Linked DNA regions of Mus musculus: all the other regions are linked to region 1. A link is a loop called in an ENCODE intact Hi-C map of the cell type or tissue named here. Cell type or tissue: left cerebral cortex. All regions are shown on one strand.

Region 1 (5,000 bases):
AGTGGTGACTGCCACTGTCCTGGCTCTCCTTGGAGCCTGTGGACCAGCCACTTCCTCTCTCCTCTCCTTGAAAACTCATCCTGGAAGCAAGGGGGCCCCTCAGCTCCGAGGGGCCAGTTTTCCTAAGAACGTGCCCAGTCCCCTCCCCGGGAAGGAGAAGAGTGGGGTACTCTGGAGCTAGAAGCAGGACTGAAGAGGGGCTCCCTTGCCTGAGACCTGCAGGTTGATACCTGCCTCTTGGCCGCCCCTTCGCAGCCCGGGCAGGTCATTCCGGGTGGGCACCTGGCCGGGTACTCTGGGGGCCTCGCGGCTGCGCGCGCGGCCGGGCTCGGGAGCGGTACCCGGGCTCGGCCCTCGGTGGCCGCCGCCCCCTCCGCCCCGGGGGCCGGGCCGGGCTCCCGGGAGGCGGGGACTCGCCCAGTGGCAGCAGCGTCCGGGCGGGCGGCGGGCGCGGGGCGGCTTCCTGCAGGCGGCGCCGGGGCGAGCCGAGCGCTACAGTCACCGGCCTCGGGACACGGGGGCCCGGGCGCTCAGGGGGCCGCGTCCGAGGCTCAGGGCGCGCTGCGCAGCCGTCGGTCGCCCCTGCCCGCGCTCGCGTGTCGCCGCGATTGCCGCGGCCGCCGCCGGTTACGCCAGCCCCGCCGCCGCCCGCTCCGATTCTGCGCACAGGCGGCCCCCAAGCCTGTCATTCTGCAAAAACACAGTTTACTCAACACGCCGCACACACTCGCGCGCACACACTCTCACACACACTCACACACAGACACGCGCGCGCGCGCGCACGCAAACACACACACATACACCACACACTTATACACACGCACGCACACACGCGCTCACGCGCGCGCGCAACCCGGGCCCCCCGCGCGCACACGCACGGGAGCGCGCGAGCGAGCAAGACGCGCACACCCGGCGAGCCAAGTTCCGCAGCCTGGCATGGCTTCTGGGGACCTTTACGAGGTACGGAGAAGCCGGGGCGCGGGCGGCGCCGGGGAACCGGGCCTGGCCGAGCTGGTGTGAGCGTAGTCCTGAGCCCGCGGGTGGTGGCGCCGGGGATTGGAGGGCGGCTGGGGGACTCGAGGGTGGCGGCGGACCCGAGGGTGGCGGCGGGGACCGGAGGGTGGCGGGGGCCGGGCGCGCCTCCCGCCGCCGCCTCCCGCGGCGCCCGCTCCCTCTTTCTCTTTCTCTCGCGCACACACTCTCTTACTCCATCTACTTTGCGGCCTTGGAGAGGGGAAGGAGGAAGCCGGGCGGAGCCGGGGCGGAGGGAGGGAAGGTAGCGGTCCCGGGGAGGTGCTTGCTCAGCCCCGACGAGCCGCCCCGAGTGTGGAAAAAAAAAGTACAGGTTAAAAAAAAAATTAAGGAAAAAGAAAAAAAAAGTCGCCGGGCGTGCGAGGGAATGCGGGGGGGCCCGCGCTGCGGACGGCCCAATTTAGGGGTCTTGAGCCCCCGGGGGTGCGCGGGTGTGGGTTGGGTGGGTGATCAAAGCGGAGCCAGGTTCCTAGGAAGGGGAATGAAAAGGACAAGAGTGTTGGGGCACGGGGGAGGGGGTGCCCTGGGGACACCACTCTTGCAGTTCCACAGGGGCCACTGAGTGCCTGCCCCCTCCCCCCACCTGCTGCCTAGTGTCCCCCTTCTCTGGACTCTGAAGCTCTCCTGGCAAGGGCTTGGGGGTTGGTCGCCTCTGCTGGTGTCATGCTTCCTAGGGTGAAAGAGGGGCTGCAGAGGGACCCTCCAGGTGGAAGGGAAGCTGGCCTGAAACTTGTATGTGGGTGGTCAGACTTGTCAGAGGACATGGGTGTGAATCCAGTTCCCAGAACTCCACTGGCACACTAAGGGGGTCATACTTGTCTCTAAGGTCACACAGGTAGTAGTGGGCACTGGATATTTTGAAATCGGTTCAAAATGTTGAAAGAAGGCGTCCATCTGTCATCTTTTGGACAAGAAATACCCACGGTCCCTGGGGAGAGAGGGCTTAGCTGGCCTCGGGACCACAACAGTTCTTGAGTGGGATTTGGACTCCTGGACAAATAAGAAGCCACCACTGATCCCAGGGGGAGTATGCCCTTCAAGAGGTGTTTGTTCTCACGAAAAGGGTCTGAATAAAGAAGCCAAAGGGCCTGGCCACCTTCTCCCAGGAGGCCTGCAGATACTGCAAGAAACCAGTGTCACACGGGTCAGGTTGAGTTTCCCACCCCTTTCCTCCAGTATGAACCAGCCACTACGGTTGGCTGTCATTCCGAAGGTTGTCTAAATTTCCATGCAGTCGTGGAACAGGTCGAGTTAGCATTTTGGGTTAAGAGACTGCAGTCGTAGTTCATCAACTGTAAGCTTTGTTCCCGGGGTCTTCCTGGAAGCCCAGGCTTCTCAGGAAGAAGGTTTACTGACTGGTGTGAGTGGAGAGTGGAGGACAGGCAGGTAGGCATCTCAGCTTCCTATGTATCCAGAGCTTTCTGGGTGATTCTGAGCTTGGTGGGGCCCGGTGATGGGTGACAAGCCATCAGGCTCAGGTGGGGCCCACGTTTTTAAAAAATGATATAAGTTGCCCTCTTCTTTATCCTATGGCCTTCCTTCTCTTTGTGCTGATGGAGAAGCCAGGGAGGGAGAGGAAATTGATGAGAAACTGACAGGATGTAGTACTCCGGGCCACCCAAACTCATCCATCTTTCCCCAAGATGGCAGAGCAGTCTCTGAAACCAAAAAGTTAAAACATAGTGAAACGAAAACCTTTGACCAAGTCCCCTGGACCCTGGCAGAAAGTGGATGCCATTTAGGAACAAAGCCAATCTTGTTGAGGTCATGGGATTTTTCTCACTGATGGTGAGTTGTCTCAGAGCAGCTGACATTGCTTGGGTGACAAGTGGCCTTGTTGAAGACATGAAGTGGACATCACAGGAAGACGTCAGTGCGTCCCCATTTAAAGTCTGAAACTTACAAACCTCCTGGGGATAATTTCTTGTTTAATGTTCACCTGAAACTGCCATTCTTAACCTTGGTAATTACAGTCCCCAGATGAAGATGGGAGTTTCCGCAATGGCCTTGAACTATCTCAGCAACTCAAAAGTGCTTATTGAAGTTCAATAAGCAGGACAATAATAACAATTACTTCTGTGGTGGTAGGTAATTGTGTGAGATCTAAAATGGTTTTCCTGTGGCTGATTATTTGCACAGCCATTACTAGAAGGGCTAAACTGTATTATGAGAATATAACCAACGTCAACATTTTTATAGCCCATGCCTCCATTACATAACATACACCGAGGGACTCAATTGGTTGTTAGAGTTTAACTTAAAAACAAGAAGCGCCAGGTGTGCCTCAGTCCATATTTTTTTTTCTAACTGTCAAATTGCCATATGCATTAAAAATAGCCCATTGATTAAAAATAAATAGATCTGGGCATATTCAGTGCTGTTACTAACCTTAAAAGAAATAAAAAAAAGACATCTCTTTTTATATGATGGTATTTCCTTAATTAAACATACTTGGATGTACACAGAATCGCTTATCATAACCTTTAACCAATAAGCTGTGTTTAAGTAGGCTAGGAGTGATAATCTTTGTGACCTGTATTCCACCTGGGTGCCCGATGACATTACTTTCGACGGTTTATGATGGGGATGATGTTTGGATGTCAGAGATTCACCGACTCTTTGGTGATTTTAGACACCTGTTATAAAAAGCAACCCTTCCCCAGAGAGCTTTGTTAAGAAGTCAGGTGCTGATTTTAAAGACACCAAAATGAGCTTTGCTTACATGACCTTCAGTCTTGGCAAGGAAACCTGGGTCTAAAGGAGGTCCTGGAATTTGGATTTGATGGACCGCCCGGTTTTATTTCCCTGATAGCAGAGCCCTCACCTTCTCTGATGCGTTCTAGTTATGTATATGAGGAGGATTTCAAATATGGATTGATGCCTTACATCAGTGGTTTTCAACCTTCTCAATGCTACAAGTCTTTAATGAAGCTCATGTTGTGGCGACACCAACCATAAAATTGTTTTTGTTGCTACTTCATAACTGTACTTTTTGCCACTGTTACGAATCAGATCTTTACCTGATATGAAGGATATCTGATAGGCAATCCTCGTGAAAGGGTCATTCGACCCCCCCAAAGGGTTGAAAGCTACAGGTTGAAAACTATTTTCTTAAAGCCGTATATGGCTGGTTATAAAATGTAATTCCCCCACCCCCAGATGTGCGAGTCAACATGTGGGCCACCAGAAGTGGTTTGTTAGACAGTTCTAGGGCCCCTGAGTGTGTGTGTGTGTGTGTGTGTGTGTGTGTGTGTGTGTGCCTTGCCTCATTGTTAGGTACGAAAGCAGGATGGAGCAGAAGATCTTTAGCTTGTCTCTTCCTACAGTGATCCTTATACGGGAGCATCCATTTCTCTAACATGTTGACACAATAAATCTGAATCCAGAAGGTATTAGAGTTTGCCATCCCTGGAGTTTAGTCAGCCGTTTGCCAAGATGGTTGGGTGTCGGGAACACATCGTCTGTGGCACAGCATGAGGTAACCAATTGTCAACCAATTGTCTCTTCCCTGCTCGTCACATGTTCACTCACAGCGATTGGAAGACTGGGTCCAGGAGACAGAAAGCACAGTGAGCCACCTTTGGTATTCTGATGCTGAGAGTTACATACGTTTCTTCTCCAGCTTATGGTCTTTTGGTGGTGGTAATATCATGCCCTAGTTCTGTATCTGTTGCTGAGCTCAATTCCCTGGCCAAATCTACTTCTGTGAACAAAAACACACTTCCACCTTACACAGTCCATCACTGAGAGAAGCCAGTGCAGGATCTCCAAACAGGAACCTCGAGGCAGGAACTGAAGCAGAGACATGGCAGACTGCCTCCTACAGCTCGAACAGCATCAAACTTTCTTTCTTCTTTTGTGCAGTTACTGACCTTAAAAGAAACAATAAAAGACATCTTAGCCTCCATTGTAGTATTTCTTTAATTAAATATTATAATCGAGTATACATAAAATGGCTTATTACAACT
Region 2 (5,000 bases), 59 kb after region 1:
TGCCTGGGCTGCCCTGCCCTGCCCTGCCCTGCCCTGCCCTGATGGCTGAGCCTAAATCTGCATTTCTGGTAACCGTATAGACAGAGGTCACAGGTGTGGGGCCGGGGTGAGGTGGGGCTCTTCTCTGTCAGAAGTCAGAGTTCTATGGCTCAGTGAGTCACTCTGCTCCCACCCCCTGAGCTCTGAGCTGGCTTGTTTCAGGGTTGGTGTGGGTGGCGGTGTGGCTGGCAGGTTGTGGGTGAGGCCAGCCCACCCCAGAAGGTAGTGATGAGCCGAGTGCTGCCACGAGCCTGCTAGCACCAGGCTATGCCTTGTACCTGTCCTGCAGGGACTCTGGCTCTTGCTCTCCGTTTTTTTTCCCTGTGAAATCATTTCCCTTCTCTCCCTTCAAGCCTTTGGATCCTTCCAGTCTGTCTATTTTAATTGTGATCAAGTTCACTGCAATTTGTCATCTTAAGCAATTTTAAGAGCAGAGCTAGAGGCAGGAAGAACGTTCACGGTGACGGATAGCTCTCACCTGTGGCCCATCCAGGTAGCTCTTTTCATGCAAAGTTGAGACTGTCAATGAAAATCATGCCCCATTCTCCTGCCTCAGCCCCTGGAAGTGATTGTTCTAGTCTCTGTCTAAGAATGTCACTACTCCAGACAGTTCATGGAAGTAGAATCCTGTAGGAGTCTGGAAACTGGCTTTCTTCCCTCAGGACACCGTCCTCAGGGTTCATTCACGCCACAAGTATCAGTACTTCCTCTCTTTGGAAGCGGAGTAACGCCCCGGATATGCACATTCACTATGCACATTCAAATTTCATTTGTTGCTTTGAGGAAAATGCTCTGATCACCTGGGGGTACTTGCTTAACAACCACATAAAAAAACAAAAACCAACCAACCAAACAAACAAACAAACAAAAAAAAAACCAAAAAACAACAAAGCTATTTTCCCAGCCTGCCAACTTTAACTTTTGAATAAACATTACTGTTATTTTTATTATTCGCATACCTACAATCACTGGACCAAAACATTCAACATAATTTCCCATTCAAAGGGGAATTAAATAGAGAGACTATCTTGTGTGTTGTATGGATACATCCACCTGTCAATTAAAAGCCTAGCTGACCTATGGCTTAGCCAGGAGGTAGAAGGTGGGATATCCGGGAGGAGAAAGAATTCTGGGATAGAGGCAGGCGAGGAGATTTCCTTCCTGGGGAGATGGGACAAGACAGATGCCCAGTACCTGAACACAGGTAACTAATCACGTAGCAGAATGCAGGTCAGAATAAATGGGTTATTTTAAGTTATATCAATTCAGGGAAGAGCCTAGCTCTATGGCCAGGGTGTCTGTAAATATATTGTGAGTCTGAGTCTTATTTCTGGGAGCATGGGGCTGGGAGGAAAATCCTGGCCTAACCTCAACATAAGCCAATGTGGATTTTTTTTTCCTTTTTGAAGTATTTATTTGTCTTATGTTTATTTGTGTGTTTTGGGGGAGTGGGACGTGTTCCATGGTACCAGTGTGGAAGTCTGAGCAAAAGGCATGAGGGTCCCGGGAGTCAGACTCACGTCACTAGGCTTAGTTAGCAAGCACCGTTCTCCACTGACATTTTCTGACCAGTCACTTAAACAAACAAACAAACAAACAAAACCCGTCTTATTAAATGTAAGCAGCCATAGCCACGGCCATTTTAGGACATTTTCCGTCATCAAAAAGAGCCATCACGAACCTCTCCCAGCAGCATAGCCCCACCAGGTCCCCCAGCTCCAGGCAGCCACTGATAAGTGTGTATTTTCCATGGGTTTTCCTGGTCTGCCTTTTTACACAAATGATGTCCTACTGCATGCGGTCCTTGTGACCAGGTGCTTCCACCTAGCAGACATCAGGCCTCATCTCCTTTTCTCAGGATCCCGCTGTTCAGTCACAGGCTTGTCTTGTCTTCCCTGTCACAGGGCACACAGGTGAGTTCTATTCTGTTGCTTTCTGACACCCCCCCCCCCCCACACACACACACAGAGTTGGGGATTAGAAAAGTAAAAAATTAGTGACTCAGGGAGGCTGAAGAGACTGCCCGGTGGGAAGAGCTAGCGATGTTCCTCCAGAGGTCCCGGGTGTGATTCCCAGCACCCAAGTCAGGTACTTCCCACAGCTCCAGCTCCAGGGAGATTCCATGTCCCTGGCCTCTGCAGGCACCTGTTCTCATGTTCACACAGCTACTTACATGATTAAAAGTAAATCCCCTTAAATTAGTAACTTAATAAACAATAGAGAGCGGGGCTTCGGATAGCACAAGTGACAAAGTCTGTGCCCCTGCCATCAGGAGAACATGAGTTGTATGTAAAATGCCAGATGTAGTAACTTGTACTGGTAATGTTTGCATTGGTGGGATGGAGACAGGAGGACGTCCCCTGACCTCCCACCCCCACCCAGAACCCCCAGGCTTGTTGACCTGTCAGCTTAGCTTAATCAGCAAGCCCCAGGTCCAGGGAGAGAAACGGTTTATCCAAAAACAAGGTGGGAATTCAGGAGAGTTGATTCAGCCGTACTTATGGTTCTTGTAGAGGACTCGAGTTTCATTTCCTACACCCATATAGTGGCTCACCATTATCCTAAATTCCAATTCCAGGGAATCCAGCGCCCTCTTCTGGCCTCTGAGAACATCAGGCAAGCACATGTTGTACACACAGACAAAACACTTGTACACATAAAATGAAATAAATCTAAAATACTTCAGAGTGGATGGATCCTGAGGAACAACACCTGAGGCTGAACTCTGACCCCTGCACACACATGCACGCACACACACATTCAGACATACACATAAGCACACACACACACACAGTGAATGAATGAATGAATGAATGAATGAGTGAGTTGTGGAACAAAATGCTGTGATTTGAATGAGGTTCAGACCATACTCGTGTGAGTGGTTATTTGTGTTACGACTCTGTGGGTGATGGTTCCGCGTCTTGTTTTGTCTAGAAATTAGAATATTCAGACGAGACAAGCCTGATGAGAAGGGTTTGAAGTGCCGAGAATTCTAAGTGGGTTGACGGTGGGGGTGTACTTGCAGTTAGATTCAGGAGCCGACAAATGGATGCTCATAAGACAGACGGGGGTTTATAACTTTTTAAAAAAGATTTATTTATTTTATGTATATGAGAACACTGTAGCTCTCTTCAGACACACAAGAAGAGGGCTCAGATCCCATTACAGATGGTTGTGAGCCACCGTGTGGTTGCTGGGAATTGAACTCAGGGACCTCTGGAAGAGCAGTCAGTGCTCTTAACCACCTTCCTCTCTTCCCTCTCCCCTTTCTCCCGCGCCCTCTCTGGCCCAGGGCTAGCAGTGCCATCTTGTGTTGCAGTCTCAAGCTCATTGCACTATGCAGTACAGGGCAGGTTGCTCAGGGTTAGATGGGCAGATGTGGAGAGTCCATTGACCCCTGACCAGGGAAGCACTGGCGCTGGTCACTATAATTCCAAGGCCCCACCTTTCCCACTTGGCTAGGAGAGGCGTCTGGATCTTAAAGAGACTGTCTTGGTCACAGAGCTCCCTGATTGGCTTAGAGCTGTCACGAAGCTCTCTGATTGGCCTAGGGCTGTCACGGAGCTCTCTGATTGGCTTAGAGCTGTCACGGAGCTCTCTGATTGGCCTAGGGCTGTCACAGAGCTCTCTGATTGGCGTAGGGCTGTTTTGGAGAGACAGGAAGCTAATGTAAAAGTTACTCTGAAGCAGTACGGGGCTTCTGAGCATGCCACTGGTAGTCCAGTGGTCAGGTCTGTGGAACCCTTGAGAAAATCATGTTTTGTGTAAACATTCTCCAGCTCTCTAGCCCAGTCTTTCTGATCTCCAGTGCTGACTTGGGGCCGATCCTTTTTGGGGGTGGGGTGGGGGTCTCTGATGCCTTAGCCTTCTCTCACCACAGCTCACTCACTAACTATTAGAATATCAAACAAGGCAGCCATCCTTCCCTTATGGAGGGACCCTGTCCTGGACCATATTAAAGTTCAGTGCTTTACGTGAAAGAGTTCCTCTCTTCCTGACGGTGAAGGAGGAGGTCGTTATTAATCCCATTTTACGGAAGAAGCTTATACACAGATGGAAGAGCCTGAGAGACTCCAGAGATGTGGCTTGCACTGTTTCTTCTTTTCAGTTTTACTTTTACTTTACGTGTGTATATGATGTGTATGCCTGAAGAGGACATCAGATCTCCTCCAGAGCTAGGTTGATAGGAGTGGTGAGCCACCCGATGTACATGCTGGGAACCGAACCCAGGTCCTCTGCAACAGCAGCAAGCACTTTTAACTAATGGGGCCATTTCTTCAGGCCCAAGATTCACACTGTACTCTCTACCATAGTTTGTATTTTTCTCAGAAATAGCCTTCATGATAATGTAGTCATAATACAATGAGGGGCTTATCAGCATGTATGGTAGCGTGGGCATCCCTTGCATTATTTAAAAAGTTTAGATTAGTGTGATACGGTTTGTGACTGCGGGAGGGGTGGTTGTCCTTGTGTTCATGTTAGGTCAGATGAGCACTTGTAAGAATCAGTTCCGTCCTTTCACCCAGGACCCCAGTTGTCAGGTTTTGTACCGGCTGCTTTTGTGTGTCAACTTGACACAAGCTGGAGTTATCACAGAGGAAAGGGCTTTAGTTGAGGAAATGCCTCCATGAGATCCAGCTGTGGGGCATTTTCTCAATTAGTGATCAAGGGGGGAGGGCCCCTTGTGGGTGGGACCATCCCTGGGTTCTATAAAAAAGCAGGTTGAGCAAGCCAGTAAGTAACATCCCTCCATGGCCTCTGCATCAGCTCCTGCTTCCTGACCTGCATGGGTTCCAGTCCTGACTTCCTTTGGTGATGAACAGCAACATGGCCGTGTAAGCTGAATAAACCCTTTCCTCCCCAACTTCCTTCTTAGTCATGATGTTTGTGCAGGAATAGAAACCCTGACTAAGACAGGTTTGCTCTGCAAATGTTTCATCCTCAGAACTCTCCTGGCAGCT
Region 3 (5,000 bases), 250 kb after region 1:
GTGGTCTGAAAAATTGTGTTTGATAATTGCTCGAATCTTAATCAAGATTTTATTAAAATCAATATTTGATATGCTGCCCAATTTAATTAAATTAAACCACAGAGAAATGAGCAATAAATGAATTTGAAAATCCATCCCAGGATAAGGTATGTTTCTCTTAATTAGGGGAACATTTGAAACCTTGGGCCAAAGCAGCTGCTGGCCATGAAGGATGGAGACAGAGAAGAACCAATGTCTGTGCAGAGTGTATATGCAAGGCTGGGTGCGGGCTCTCTGCTTATTCCTTCCTATTCCAAATGTAGTTCTTGTAGATGTGTCTTCTGAAGTGCAAGAATCAGGCCCCCGCGCATTTGAGGATGACAGCTGATAAATGGCAGATGTGGATTTTAGCTCAAAGACAAAGTGTCATCTTCTACCTCGGACTGCTTAGAGACCACAGGAAAGCAAGAGACGGCTCATTTTAGAAAAGGTTATTGGCCCAAACATTTCTTAAGAAACAGGGAGTTGTCTTAAACAAGTGGGGAGGCCAAGCTCTAAAAGCATTTGAGTCAGTATAGCCTGCCTTGAGTCCCAAGGAGAGATGGGCAATCTCTCGCATACTTTATGGTGGTTGGGAGTGGCTATGGGTGTCAGTAACAAAGCATCCTAATTAGGATTAGCTAATGAAAACAGAGTGGTGTGGAGAGGGAAAGAGGAGGAGAAGCAGTCTCAGGAGAGGTGCCTCCTCTCTTCAGGGACACTAACAGAGGGTTAATGTTACACAGTGGGACAAGAACCAGGCCTTTAATTAGAACTTCAGAGCCAGAGACATTTCTGGCTCTAAATCTTAGTCATCCAGAGAGCCAGCTCTAGGAAATGAAGGCCGAATTCTTGGCAACAGGAGGGGTCTAAGCCCTGAACAGCACCGCCCCCACCCCCTGTTTTATTCAGTATGTGTTTGGGGGTATAACAGAAAAGTCTGTGACACTCACAAGCTCACATTTGTCATCTCCTGTTCTTTCATTCTCTGCCTTACGCCTGAGACAAGCAGAGTCTCTTCCTGAACCCTGGTCTCTGCCTCCCACGATGCTGGGGTTACAAGCACACATGGAGACAAGCAGCTTTTAAATCATTGCTGGGGATTTGAACTCAGGTCCTCCTGTTTGCATAGCTAGCACCTTTGCCGCTAAGCCCTGAGTCACTCTCTTTTTCTTTAACTCTCTGAATTCCAACTTCTGCTGGTAGTGTTTAAATATTGCTTTCTGCCCATTAAGCACCCCTCCTTTATTACAAAGAATCTAGAGACTTCCTTAAAAACACACATTATACTCATTAAGCACCCCTCCTTTATTACAAAGAATCTAGAGACTTCCTTAAAAACACACATTATACTATCAGACAGATAATGGGATGGGTCATTCCCATTGTTAACAACGAGTTCTGCTTGTCTCCCAATACCTGCTTGATCAGTTTCCTTTAACACATGCATTTCCACTATCAGTGCAGTGACTGGAAAATGTGTCCCTCCCTCTCCTGAGGCCCTCTGTGACTCCAGACCCTCTCTCTCTGCCCCTCCAAGGTAACCACGCTGGTCAGTTTGTATGTTTGTCTAGATATACTCTCTCTGTCTGCCTGAGCCTGGCTTCCCTTACATTTTATGCATCCTAGATTTCATTTACCCACAATCATATTTTTTTGTATACAGGTTCATACTAATATTAATTATGTGTATGCATATATAAACTTTCAAATTGCATACTGTGTAGAAGTACCCTGTTGGAAACTACAAATCTAAGTTGATTATCTAGAGTATTTTTTTCTACAAATAATGCCACTGTATCCTTGCGTAATGAGCTTTGGGTCCATAGTGACCACTAAGAAATAAAGGGACATAGTGCTGGATGCATTCAGATGGGCAGAGTTCCAGTTGTTATGGGGAGTGCAGACACATTCCTTTCCCTTTCCTCCTATGAGATTACTTCTTGGGTTTGGTGGCTCCCAGCATGCTTTGCATTTCGAGGTTGTTTGTGTTTGTTGAATTCTCTCTAATCCTTCCTCACTGTCAGTGCACCCAGAATTAGTTCTGCAGCTCTCTTTAAGGAATGAAAGGCTCCAAGAGAACTGGGCAGGGACTCGGTGTGTCTCTGCCACCCAATCAGCATCTGGAGCAGGGGAGGTTCGATAATATTCATAAAGGCCAACAATATAGATATTAAATTTTGTTCTGTTGATTATTAACTTCTGAACTGGAATCATAACCCTCCCAAATCCAAATAATTTTTAAGATAAACTTTTAAGATATTATTATTAATATTATAATTGTGTGTGTGTGTGTGTGTGTGTGTGTGTGTGTAGGGGTATTATCCACAGATATATAGGTTCTGTGGAGTTCAGAAGAGGTTTTTAGATCTCCTGTGGGTGTGAAGCTGGAGTTAGAGGCTGTTGTGAACCACCTAATTAGGGTACTGGGCTTTGAACTCAGGTTCTCTGAATGAGCAGTAAGTGCCTCTAACCACTGAGCGATCTCTCTCCAGCCCCAGCTTGTTCACATTAGAATTAATCAGGACAGAAGCAAGCGAGTAGGATCAGAAGCCAGAGGCTCTAATGCTCAAGGCTACCACCTAGTGGTCAAGGCTTGTCAGCAAGGCTCAACCTCCCCAAACAGAACTATCAGCTAGGGACCAAGCGCCCAACTTAAGCCCTTGGAGTTGGTTCAAATTCAAACTTCTTTTACGTACTTGGATCGTATTTTTGTGCCTGCAGTTTTGGAGGGCCGCGTTTCTGGCATCTATCTTAGATTCACGATTAAGGCCTGCGGCTTACGTAGCTTAGGATGGGAAGCTGAGGGGCCGTTCTCTTGTGGGTAGGACACGATGTATTGGAGGGTGGGCTTTCTCCTGCTCCTGCCGTTGGTGTCAGCACTGGTGGTCATTAGCGCTCCTCCAGGCTACCTGCCACACGGGGATATCCTCGCCAGCTTAATGAAACTTCACTGCGCGGAGAAACCACCTCAGTGTCCTCTAATTTGCCTTTCCTTTACTTGAGTTCTCTCCAAACAAGCCCCTGTTTGTGTAGCCACTGGAGACGTGAGGATGACACAGACTCTGGTCTCAAGAAGCTCGTGAGGGAGTAGGGAAAGAATGGGACCATGGAGATACAGCAGTGACAAAAACCCTCTATGGGAACCTGTGGGTCTCAACCTTCTCAATGCTGTGACCCTTTAATACAGTTCCTTATGTGGTAGTGACCCCCGACCAATAAAATTACTTCGCTGCTACTTCATAAGTATAATTTTGCTACTGTTATGAGATGTAATGCAAATATCTGCACTTTCTGATGGTCTTAGGTAACACCCGTGAAAGAGTCATTCACCCAGAGGAGTTGTGACCCACAGGTTGAGACGCATTGGCTTAGCATGACCACACAACCAAAGCTTTGTGCAGAGTTTATTTGAAGGCAGCATCTGTTGTGATTTTCAAAACAAAGTAATTTGTAGCTCTTTGATCAGTTCTCTACATCCCCCCCCCCCCCCGTTTCCAGAGAGGTTCTCACTGAACCTGGAGCCCACTTATCACCTAGGCTGGGCAGTCAGTGGATTTCCCAGATCTGCTGGCCTCCACTCTGCTGGGGTTCCAGGCATATGGCTATGGTTCTGCCTATAAAAAATAAGATCTATTTTTTATTGGATATTTTCTTTACTTACATTTCAAATGTTATCCCCTTTCCTCATTTCCCCTCTGAAAACCCCTCTATCCCATTTCCCTACTCCACTGCTCACCACCCACCCACTCCCTGCCCTGGCATTCCTCTACACTGGGGCATCTAGCCTCCTCCCGTTGATGTCTGTCAAGGCCATCCTCTGCTACATATGTGGCTGGAGCCATGGGTCCCTCCATGTGTACTTTTTGGTTGGTGGTTTAGTCCCTGGTAACTCTGGAGATACTGGTTAGTTCATATTATTGTTCCTCCTATGGGGCTGCAAACTCCTTCAGCTCCTCAGGTCCTTTCTCTAGCTCCTCCATTGGGGACCCTGTGCTCAGTCCAATGGTTGGCTGAGAACATCCACCTCTATAGTTGTCAGGCACTGGCAGAGCCTCTCAGGAGACAGCTATATCAGGCTCCTGTCAGCAAGCACTTGTTGGCATCCACAATAGTGTCTGGGTTTGGTAACTGCATATGGGATGGATCCCAGGGAAATGCAGATCGAAACAACCCTGAGATTCCACCTCACACCAGTCAGAATGGCTAAGATAAAAAAGTCAGGTAATAGCAGATGCTGGTGAGGATATGGAGAAAGAGGAACACTCCTCCATTGTTGGTGGGACTGCAAGCTGGTACAACCACTCTTGAAGTCAGTTCTGTGGTTCCTCAGAAAATTGGACATGGTACTACCGGAGGACCCAGCTGTACCCAGAAGGTGTTCCAACATGTAATAAGGACACATGCTCCACTATGTTCATAGCAGCCTTATTTATAATAACCAAAAGCTGGAAAGAAGCCAGATGTCCCTCAACAGAGGAATGGATACAGAAAATATGGTACATTCACACAATGGAGTACTACGCAACTATTAAAAACAATGACTTCATGAAATTCTTAAGCAAATGGATGGATCTGGAAGATATTAACCTGAGTGAGGTAACCCAACCACAAAAGAACACACATGGTATGCACTCACTGATAAGTGGATATTATCTCAGAATCTTAGAATACCCAAGATCATTTTTTTAAAAAAATTATGTTTATGACAGCCTGCTTATAGGATTGTATCCATGGTGCAGTACTCACAGGGGCCAAAAGGGGGCAGTGAATCCCCTGTAGTTGATGGCCCTGATGTGTGTGCTGGGCACTGAACATAGGTCTTGCAGAAAAACAGGAAGTGTGCCTCAGTCCTGAACCATCTCTCTAGTTCATGAGCCTGGCTTCTAAGTGGGGATTGAACTGGGGTTCTCATGCTGGTGTGATAGGCACTTGACTGCATGAATCCCTCTTAGATGATTTTCAAAGCATCCTGGGTAAAT
Region 4 (5,000 bases), 110 kb after region 1:
GCCCAAGAAGGGGTCTTCGGGTAAGGCTCCAGACAGGGCCACCAAGACTGTGTCCTATAGGACTACCCCCAGTGGCTTACAGATCATGCCCCTGAAGAAGGCTCAGAACGGCCTGGAGAACGGAGATGCCGGCTCTGAGAAGGACGAGTCACACTTTGGAAACGGGTCCCATCAGCCGGATCTGGAGTTGAACGACCAGCTTGGAGAGCAGGAGGCCAGTGACTGCGACGGGACCCACTCCGCGCTGGTGGAGAATGGAGTTGGTCTGTGGCTTTTCTTTCTCTCAGGGTTGGGTTGGTCTTGGCTGGTGGCCAGCTTGTGGTGTTGTTGTTGTTGTTGTTGTTGTTGTAGGCAGGATCTTATGTGGTCCAGGTTGGCCTCAAACTCACCAAGTATTCTAGGATGGCTTTGACCCCCCTGTCTCCTGCCTCTGTCTCCTGGGTGCTGGGATTGCATGCAGGCACTGTTAGATCCTGTCTCAGGTAAAGGTGGAACACGGGGCATGCTGGGTAAGGACTCTACTCACCAAGCCAGCCATGTCTTCAGCCCTTTGGTCTGACTTTTCTTTCAACCTAGGGAAATATCTAAGTTGCTACCCACCTTCTGTCTTTAACTCTTAGCTACCTCTTAGTTCTGCCTTTCTTGGTCTCTCACGTCAAGGCCACGGACGTTTGACCTCAAGCCTGTGCTGGTTATTAGACACCTTTGCATACAGGGATATCAAGCCCCAGGTGCTATATGAGGCCTGCGGTAGGTTACAAAGGCCTAACTACAGCTAGGCCTGTCATCCCAGCTATGTGAGAGGCTGGGGTAGGAGGATTGCAAATGTAAGGTCACTCGGGACTACAGGTTGAGTGCATGACCAGCTTGGGCCACTGTAATGAGATCCTGTGATGTAAAGGGGACATCCAATCCCCCCTATACTGTTAAATACAGAAAAAAGAGAGAATCCTACTACACTGTAGGATACCCCAGGCTGTAGTCACCACACCAGATCCACATTCCTGGGGGTGGGGTGCAGCCCAACATCCCAGGAGACAGAAGTCCTCCCCAGAGGGCCTGCACCTCCCCTGGGACTCACAGCCTTTGTCCAGGGAGGGGCTGCCTTGGGGGCTGTCCTCCTGTCCACGCCATTTACAGATGGAGTTCTCCAAGCTAGCGCATGATGGGAGATGCCTGCTCTTCTGGTGTCACCAGCGTAGGCGGAGGGCCGTTCCTCTTAGGTGGAACATGACTAACTTCCAGCTGTGTCCATGCATGGGACATAGGACAGTACAACTCCTGTCGTGCTTCTTTAATTTCTTTATCCAGTCTCTATGTTCAGACCAGGCTTGCCCTGGACTCACGGTTGCCCAGACTGGGCAGAGCTTCCTTTATAAAGCCGCCAATCCCTTTCAAGATGATAGATACAGTTCTCATGAGCTTATCTCATCCCACAGGCTTTGCCTCTTGGTACTGTTAAATGGGATACAGAGTTTCAAGCTGTGACTCTCGGGGGAGGGGGAACCCCAACACCCAGACTATAGTGGGTTGGTCCTAACTGCAGCTCCAACCCCGCCCTGTGCCGGCTCTCTTGCCTGCTCCTTTCTGCCCTGTCCTGGAAGCAACGTAGACTGTAGGTAGCTTGCGTTAGGACATGAATTCCTCCTCTTACAGTCTCTGGAGGCGGTGAACCCTGAGCTTCTCATGCTGTGACATCCTCAGTGGCCAGACTGCGCCTTCACAAAGACCTCAGTGGCCTGTGTCTTTGGGCAAGCTGTGTGCTCCAGTGTCATGCCCCCTCCATTCTCAAACACCCTTGTGTATACCCACAGGCATCTTCATATACAGAGATCAGAGCCTGAAGTCTCAGGAGCTTCAGGAAATACCTAATGGGCACACAACAGTGCATGCCCAGTGTGCAGGGCCCTCAGATGCCCCTGATGGAATGAGAGTGAACACGGATGCAGAGGTGCAGGTGGTAACGAGCAGGCTAGGTCATGAGTTAAGTGCCCGTCTGTGATGATGCTGAGTGTGGGGTCTGGACCGTTCTGAGTATGCTCCGTTGGGGAGAGCTTGCCATCTTTAGGGGAACCTGGGCAATTGCTTAGAGCTTCCTCCTGCTCCAGAGAGGAATCTCACCCTAACGCGATTTATTTAGGCATCTGCCCCAGCCTGACTCATGCTTCCATCTGGGGATCCCCCAGTGCTGATATGCCTGTGCTTCGAGCATATGGAAGCGCTGTTTGTCTTAAACATTCATCTCTCGGGGGAAGAAGTAGCTTGTGTAAACGAGGCTTGGCATAAACATCCCCGTTTGATGTTCGCGTGACAGCTGCTAGCAGTTGCAGAATCCCCCTCCCCCATTGGTGCAGGAAGGGGCGGTCAGGGGAAGCCTCTTAGGCTCATGGGGTACAAGAGCAGGAGCCTGGGCAGGGTCCCAGTAACTGAGCTGATAACACTCCCCCTGCCAGACTTGCAGCTTCCCTAAGAGTAAGCAGGAGCACTAAGGGAGGATGGTTTGCTGACTGACTGCCAGACAGCAGTGTGATGCACAGGGTGGGTGTCTCTCCCCATGCCCTGTGCTGCTTTCTGAGGTGGAGTGCAACTGTTAGCCTTTTGCTCTGGCGACCCGCCTTGAATGCCAACTCGCTAATGGGGCCAGATACCTCATCACCTGAGAAACTTGCTAGCCAGCCGACCCGCCGAAGTCCCTGCGCGTTTGTAGCTATTCTGGACCTTTTTCCTCCTCAGTCTGGTGTCTTGCTATCTTCTCCAGATAATGTATATTCACACATCCCAGGGCCCCAGCTGGAAGGGAGAGGAAGCTGCCACCCACCTCTATTGTGTTTGTAGCCGTCCCAAACTTTTTGCTTAATTACATCCTTTCGAGTTGGCGCCCACAAGCTCCCATGAGGATAGGCTGTTGGTCTCATATTTCACGTGTCTAATATCCCCCTGGATACCTGTGACAAATGTAGGCAGATCCCACAGTATCTGATGGACTGTCTTAGGCGGAGAGGCTCCAGGAGACTGGCTCTTGATGGGTACCTCGGCGGCTTCTGTGTGTTAGACTCTGTACCAGGATGACTGGGCCGTGTCATTTGCCATCGGACACCAGAGCCCTTCAGTTCAAGTCTGACTCTCGGAGCACCGGTTCAGGACCACTGCCCTGCTAGCCGCTGGCTAGATTAGAGAGATGCAAAGAGAGGAGTAAGGGCCCATCTTTTGTAACTTAAAATCTACCCTCGGCCAAGCTGGTGGGCTCGGACTTTTAGGTTGAGTAAGCACCAGAGGTTGAACCTCCATGGATGGAGTCCCATGTAATACATGGAACAGCATTGCCGTATTTATATACAACTCGAATGTAGTCACTCGTGGGAGAAACGGCTCCTGCCTCAGTCACCCTCTGACACTTGGGTTGCAGCTAGCTTATTACCCAGGGGGGTCAAGCACTGGGGGAAGCGGAGGCAGCATCCTTGCCATTGAGAGCAGTCTGAGATTCAGAGGTGTAGGGAGACCAAACAAGTCTCTGTCATGCTCCTGGCCTTAGGGAAGCTCTGTTGAGGGCAGTGCCACATACAGGTTAGGCATTGAATTATTTTCCTCCTAATCTTTCTCTGACCCAAACCTAAGGATCTAGTGCCATTTGACCAGTGGGGTGTAGGACTTAGGGGTTCCCCCTGTTTGCCCTGCAGAAGCATCCCAGAGGGCTCCTGACTGCACCTCAGGGCAGTGTTTGGGATATGGGGTGTTCACTTTTTAAATGTCTTTCCCCCCCTCTCTCGATGACTTAACTTCCCCATAGAAAGAAGTAACTTATGTAATATGACTTCCTTATGGTATAGGAACAATCCACAGCCCAGGGCTCCAGTGGGTGGCACATTCTGGGTTCACACCATGCCTCTCCCCGCTGAAGCTCAAGATGAATATGGCATGCATGGCTCAGTGCCCACCTCTGTTCCCTCTTCTCCTGGGGTGACAAACGACTCTGCGGTCCACGGACCATCTGCCTCAGTATCCCTCTGGGAGCTTGTTAGAATGAGCTCCGCCCCATCCGAGTGAATGGGGACCTGGGGCGGCGGCGGGGGGGGGGGCGGGGGGGCAGGTGTGAATCACTCCTGTCAAACGATGAGTTTTAATAGCTGAGTGTGGATGGCCGCCCCCACGGACGTGTGTGGTTGTGAGCGATGGCTCATAGACGCCTCGCTGCCAGATCTGGGATGTTCTCCCGCATTTTTAAACTTGTAAGAGCATGGTTTTTTTAAAAAACAAGGTCTCTTCCTTGACTGTGTACTTCCCACATAAGGGATTTCTCTCTGTTTCTGTCTGTCTGTCTGTCTGTCTGTCTCTGCCTCTCTGTCTCCATGTCTCTTTCTTAAGAAAGATAGGCTTCAGCTGTGCTGAGCAGCTGTCCCTTTAGGGATCCCTCCCTCTCCTGCTCTGGTGGGAACTCCCCTGTCCTGACTGTCCACAGAGGCCACAGCCTGGTTCTTTTAAAGACCCATTTGTGCTTTAACCCCTGGGGACACTCCACCTCCCCAGCAGGTACCCTCATTCCCTTTGAGCCCTAGAGCAAAGCATGGCTGCCCAGTCAGTGCTCTCCAAGGGCCCGTGGACCCTCAAGCCCCGTGCCCACAGTTCTCTGATTTCCGAATATCATTTCTCTACATGTTTGGTGTCTGTCTGTCTGTCTCCCAGGCCTTCCGTGATTCACTATTCCCTGCATTGTTCCCGCCCATGCATGTCCCCTCCCAGACAGGTGGGCATCCTTTGCCATTTTCCATCCATCCATCCTCTGACAGGATGCCAGCCTTCTCTTCCAGGGTGTTCACTTCAACCTTCACACTCTCCATGCGGTTATTGCTTTCCCTTATCTGCAGATCAGAACCGAGGTGGACATTTAAAAAGCAACCCACACTGTCCTCGTGGGGAGAACTTGGGACCTGACAAAGGCAGAGCTAGACTCAGCACACCTGGAGGGTGGGCTGGAAACTGAACAGAGCCAAGTTGGTACTGTT
Region 5 (5,000 bases), 230 kb after region 1:
ATGTGTTCTGATTTGCTAGAAGGGTAGTGTTTATTTATTTGCTTGCTTTTACATTGCCCAGAAAGCTACCATGGGCCATCATTCAGCAGCTCCCACTTCCATACTTACAAAACACTTCTTTCGTATGTCATGGCTTTTAAATATTTATAGATCATCACTATATCCTCCGAGAGTGTCCATAAGCTGCCCTTTCTGAGACTCCTTAGTTACTTCTGTTTCCCCCATTGGGGGTTCATTCTGGTGACCAAGCTTACAAAGGGCAATTCTGTGCAAGCATTGTATTGCAGGATGCCGGAGCACCCTGGCTGTGTCTTGGTTGAAGCGGAATGTTCGGCTATGGGTGTCTGCATTAGGGACTCGCATCTGGGTTTTACGCTTACCTTTTTGAGCTGGCTGAGACTAAAACCACTCGGTTCCCTGTGCTGTCTTATTCCCAACAGCACATTGCGACTATTTACACTTCTTGTAAAAATATAGTTTATTATTTTATAGGGATGGATGCTTGTCTGCACGTATGTCTGAGCACCATGTGCATGCGTAGGGCCAGTGGAGGCCAGAAGAGGGTGTCAGATCACTTAGACATAAAGTTACAGACAGCTGTGAGATATCAGGGGTTGCTGAGGCTTGAACCTGGGTCCTCTGCAAGAGAACCTAATGCTTTTAACCACTGAGCTTTCTCCACAGCCTCATATGCATTTTTTTTGGATTTTTTTTTTTTTGAGATAGGATTTCACAGTATATAGCTCAGCCTGGTCTTGAACTTGCAGCAGTCCTCCTGCCTCAGCCTCCTGAGTGCTGGGACTCCAGGCAGGCATTACCGTGCTCCACTTAGCCAGGCAGTTTTGTGATGAGAATCTATTCTATTGTTTTCTTTCCCAACATCTCACAAGTGAACACTACGTTACTTCAGTCAGAGACAGGCTTCCTTCTGCACCCATTGTGGAGGTGAGCAAGCACTTTTCTCGTTTTTCCCACCACCAGGGCAGGTGTCTTTTGAGGAAATGTCAGGCTGGATTAGTGGCTTTCCTCATGGTGGACACTGGTAACATTTAATTTAGCATGTTCTTTAAACTACACCATGGCCCAAAGCTTGGAGAAATGCATCTGCAGAGGCCACCCCAGGTCACAAACGGGCTGTCACAAATAAAGAGGACTGTGAAAACAAAGGAAGAGAGCATATGTTTACATTTCAGTAACACGAAAGCTCTGAGCCTGAGGTGTCCTCTGGAAAGGAAAAGGAGACATCGCCAGTGACAGTAATAGCAAGAATCTGATAGTGCCAGGGACTTGTTTTGTCTCATACACAGCCTGGGACAAAACCAAAACCAAACCAAACCAAACACCAAAACCAAACAACAAACAAACCAACCCAACCGACCAACCAAGAAAACGCAAACCCCAGTAAATGTAGACATTTTTTTCTTGGGGTATCTCTCTGACACTTGGCATTTCTTGGTCTCCTTATGTCTGGCACAGAATACTCACAAACCAGCCCAGTTCTGATCGCCTTAGGGGCTCCTCAAAGTCACGGACCTCTCCTCCCTTCCTCCACTGCTCCTCTCAGCTCTCTGCTCCTCACCTTTCCTCTCCTCCAAGGTGGTTCTCTTCTGACTCCCAGACCCCTATTGCAACCTCCTGTGTCCCCAGGCCACTCCTGTGCCTCTCCTCCTCTCCCCTTCACTCTCCTTCCCTCCTCCTCCTCTCCCTTTCCCTTTTCTCCAACCCTTTTCCTTCGTTTCTTTCTCTCCCATCCCCTTCCTTCTCTTCTCTTCCCCTTTGCCTTTCTTTTTCCCTTTCCTTTTTTTTTCTCTCTTCTCTCTCCTTCCTTTTCTGTGCAGGCGAGGTTGGGGTAGCATCCCACCTTCCTCCCCGCGTTCTCTCTCCATTCCTCGCCCCCCCTCCTAGTTTTTATTTCTTCCCTCTTTGTCTCTTACTCATCTCCCAGCCCCCTTCCCATTTTTTTGTTCTCCTGGTCTCCTTCTTTCTCAGCTTGGGATCTTTCTTTCTTTCTCCACCTCTGTCATAGCTCTTTGCAAACTTTTCTGGCTCCCAGATTCATCTCAACACCTCCCGTTTTTTCAATAGCGCCCTTTCCAGCTGTCATCCAGTAAATGGTGAGACCCTCCCAGGACAGCTGTGCACATGAGTCTCCCCCTCTACCCTTCTAGACAAGAACTCAGATTTACCATCGCGCCTGTGGGACAGCTCCTGGCTCAAGTCTGAGTTGCAGTTTCTGTGGATGTCAACAACGCTTCCCCCGTTGCTAGGCAACCAGGCAGGAAGTGGCTTTCTGAAAGCTATGGGCTGCGCCTGCGCAACGGTTAGGCTGTTTCTGAAGCCGGCTTTTCCGCCCTGCATGTGGCAGGTTGCTTTGCAGCCTAGCAAAAGAAGGCAGGCACGGACGTTCCTTCCCAGGAACCTCAAGGCGATGGGGTCGTGGCAGGATACAGTCTCTCCTGGGTTTAACTTTTCTTCTTTTTCATGCTTTCTGGAGATGTGGCCGGCACTTGTCCCTGAGTCAGGCAAGTGTAGGTAGCCACTTGACCGCCCCCACGTGAGATATATGATACACACATGGGTGCCAATAATACCATCCTGAGATATAGAACTATCCATGTGGGAAACAATAACACACTGTGGATATGGTAGCACGCAGGGAAGGTGCTCATGTCCTAAAACCAACCGATTTCACTTTATCTCTGAGAATTTGGTACTAGAGCTGAGCCGATCTAGAAAGGGTTTGTTCTGCTGCTGTGATAAACAAACAAACAAACAAACAAAGAGCAACTTCGAGGAGAAAGGGTTCCGTCTAGCTTACAATTCCAGGTCGCAATCATTGTGGGAAGGCAAGGCAGGAGCTTGAAGAATCTAGTTAGATCCACACTCAGCAGGGGGAGAGAATGAGAGAGGGGGGAGGGGGAGAGGGAGAGGGAGAGAAAGGGAGGGAGCGATAGAGGAGGGAAAGTAAGAAAAAGCAGAAGAGAAAGAGGGAGGAAGGAAGAAAGAAGGAAGAGGAGGAAGCCTTTATCCACAGCTGTGATGGGAGGCAAGCAGGATTCCAGCAGGAGCAGCTCTGGCAGGAGAACAACAGCTCAGAGAGAAGTGGCCAAAGTGACTTCCAACCAGCAGTAAAGTCTGATTCTGCGCATAGGGAATCAATGGGGGAGAACGGGAGCCACTTTCTCCTCATCGACCTTTCCCTCCAATGATTTCTCGGAGGTAGCTTGGTTTAATTTTGATGCCTTCTCTTTGGGGTGGGACTATGATGGATATCCAAGGTGGTGCTTTATAAAGCGCCTTGAAGGAATCCAACATGTTCTCGGGCCCCGTCCTAGGTACTGGGAATTCTTTCCACCCCTTCCACCACCTCCCAACTCTCCCCCTTCCTTTAAATTCATGCTAAGTGCTAAATAACCTTCAACTCCACTGAAAGTGTTAGTTACTAAAACTTGCAAGCACTTGGAAAAACCAAACCGTAGGCATATTTTACTCTTCCTTGCCCTTAACTGTCAAAAACCAGAACTTCCTTCCCAACAAGAGGGGGTCTCTCTTGTTTGTTGACTGTCTCCATTCTGATAGAATCGCAGTAATGCTGTGACCTTGAGTTTCCCCTTGGTATCTTATTTACTTTTCTATGTAGCTTTGGCACTCTTTTGGCAACCATTGAGTTGGACTGCACTTTTTATATCTTGTGTTCATTTTCCTTGTGAGATTTTCCTATTATAGTACTCTACTTTAGGGCATCTTAAGCTTTATCCAGTTACAACCCATTTCTCCCACCCCCGACAAATTTATTATTCATTTTATGTGTATAGGTGCTTTGCCTACATGTATGCCCATGCACTGTGTGTGTGTGTGTGTGTTTGTGTGTGGTGTGTGTGTGTGTTGACCCCAGAGGCCAGAAGATGTTGGATCCCCTGGAACTTGAATTACAAACAGTTGCAACCTGCCATATGAGTGCTGTCAATTGAAGCCAGGTCCTCTGCAAGAGCAACCAGTGCTCTTACCTCTGAGTCACCTATCCAGCCTTCCCAGATAAAATTATATGTGGTCTTGTGTTTATAAAAGTAGGTATAGATATCAAACATTTACTGATAATAAATTATAAAGAAATTTATTTGAACACAATCCTTTGGCCTACATAAAATCCTACCACTCATTAAAGAGAAAAACAATTTGCATGATAATGGATAGGAAGTGCTTGTCTGTCTAACTTAAGCCAATTCAAAGAATCACTAATTTGATTCTTACATACTGAGGAGTGGAGGTAGGAAACTATTAGGAATCTTTGTTGCTGTTGTTGTTTATAATTAAATATTAGTTTCTATAAGAATAGAAAACTCCTTGTAAAAACCACCAATGCAACTCTTAGCCTTCAGTTTGAGGGAGGGTGTTTGGGGTGTTTTAGACATTGTTTGTTGACTTTACACGGTGAGGGCATACACAAGTTGAGTGCCCCTGATGTATGTTCAGAGCCAGAGCTGCTGTTAGTTTGCAAAACACAACTCCATCAACAACAGCAAGACACCTCATATTCATGGAGTGTTTAATTTTGAATTAATCTTTGATCCTTGCATTTTTCCTGTTTGTTGCCAATTCTTTTATGAGTCGTCCCCCCCCCCCCTTGGTGCATAGTTCAGAATTCCTTTCCTTTTTTTTTTCCCACAAATAGGACTTTTTATTTGTCACTATTAAAAATCTGGATTTTACACTGATCTGATTCTTGGACTGGCGGTTCATATCCGTCAGCTCGCTCAACCTTAGCGCCCGTCTCGTCTCCAGCTGCTTTGCCAGAGCTGCCGCCTTCCCCATGCAGCTCCATGAGATTGCCCAATTCAAACTTGGGTTTCTTCAGCATTTTTACTTTTCTAACAAAGACATCATGAAGAGGATAAATGGACTGGCAAGCCTTTTCTATGTCTTTCCCAATGCTGTCTGGAATCAGTTTATTAACTACTTCCTTCAAGTCATTGGTCTGCACCACTCGGGTCATGATTTCC

Evidence for each region. Hi-C counts contacts between places; a loop is a spot of excess contacts. Peaks named below come from ENCODE experiments on the same cell type or tissue, not always from the same donor. Only the 100,000 strongest peaks of a DNase experiment are listed, where the experiment ranks them.
Region 2: it touches region 1 in a loop (2.1-fold over the local background); 6 of 42 quality-filtered maps call a loop at or near these places.
Region 3: a loop joins it to region 1, with 2.8 times the contacts of the local background. A loop is called at or near these places in 3 of 42 quality-filtered maps.
Region 4: it touches region 1 in a loop (11-fold over the local background); 4 of 42 quality-filtered maps call a loop at or near these places.
Region 5: it touches region 1 in a loop (1.9-fold over the local background); 4 of 42 quality-filtered maps call a loop at or near these places.

Annotation. Positions count from the first base shown.
Region 1 is chr8:116,728,758-116,733,757 of GRCm38, reverse strand. Cdyl2 (chromodomain protein, Y chromosome-like 2) reads left to right here and starts at 767. Exons shown (of 7, transcript NM_029441.3): 1 at 767-960. The coding sequence starts at 937. In left cerebral cortex, no CTCF peak of the experiment used is centred here; DNase peaks (open chromatin) are centred at 1,174, 1,727, 1,977, 2,266 and 2 more places; H3K4me3 peaks cover 2,216 bases; H3K27ac peaks cover 1,453 bases.
Region 2 is chr8:116,669,364-116,674,363 of GRCm38, reverse strand. All of the region lies in intron 1 of Cdyl2 (chromodomain protein, Y chromosome-like 2), which reads left to right. Among named protein-coding and RNA genes, the nearest start is that of Cdyl2, 61 kb to the left of the region's middle. In left cerebral cortex, a CTCF peak has its summit at 2,642 (motif pointing left); DNase peaks (open chromatin) are centred at 220, 2,621 and 3,025.
Region 3 is chr8:116,478,676-116,483,675 of GRCm38, reverse strand. No RefSeq gene overlaps it. Among named protein-coding and RNA genes, the nearest start is that of Dynlrb2, 24 kb to the left of the region's middle. In left cerebral cortex, CTCF peaks have their summits at 2,624 (motif pointing left) and 4,811 (motif pointing right); a DNase peak (open chromatin) is centred at 2,602.
Region 4 is chr8:116,619,047-116,624,046 of GRCm38, reverse strand. Cdyl2 (chromodomain protein, Y chromosome-like 2) reads left to right here. Exons shown (of 7, transcript NM_029441.3): 2 at 1-263. Among named protein-coding and RNA genes, the nearest start is that of Gm31367, 16 kb to the right of the region's middle. In left cerebral cortex, a CTCF peak has its summit at 2,077; DNase peaks (open chromatin) are centred at 2,528, 2,765, 3,917, 4,132 and 3 more places; H3K27ac peaks cover 3,148 bases.
Region 5 is chr8:116,502,236-116,507,235 of GRCm38, reverse strand. Dynlrb2 (dynein light chain roadblock-type 2) reads right to left here and starts at 2,221. Exons shown (of 4, transcript NM_029297.1): 1 at 2,187-2,221. The coding sequence starts at 2,189. It also overlaps the pseudogene Gm9058. In left cerebral cortex, a CTCF peak has its summit at 2,375; DNase peaks (open chromatin) are centred at 2,303 and 3,043; H3K4me3 peaks cover 777 bases; H3K27ac peaks cover 529 bases.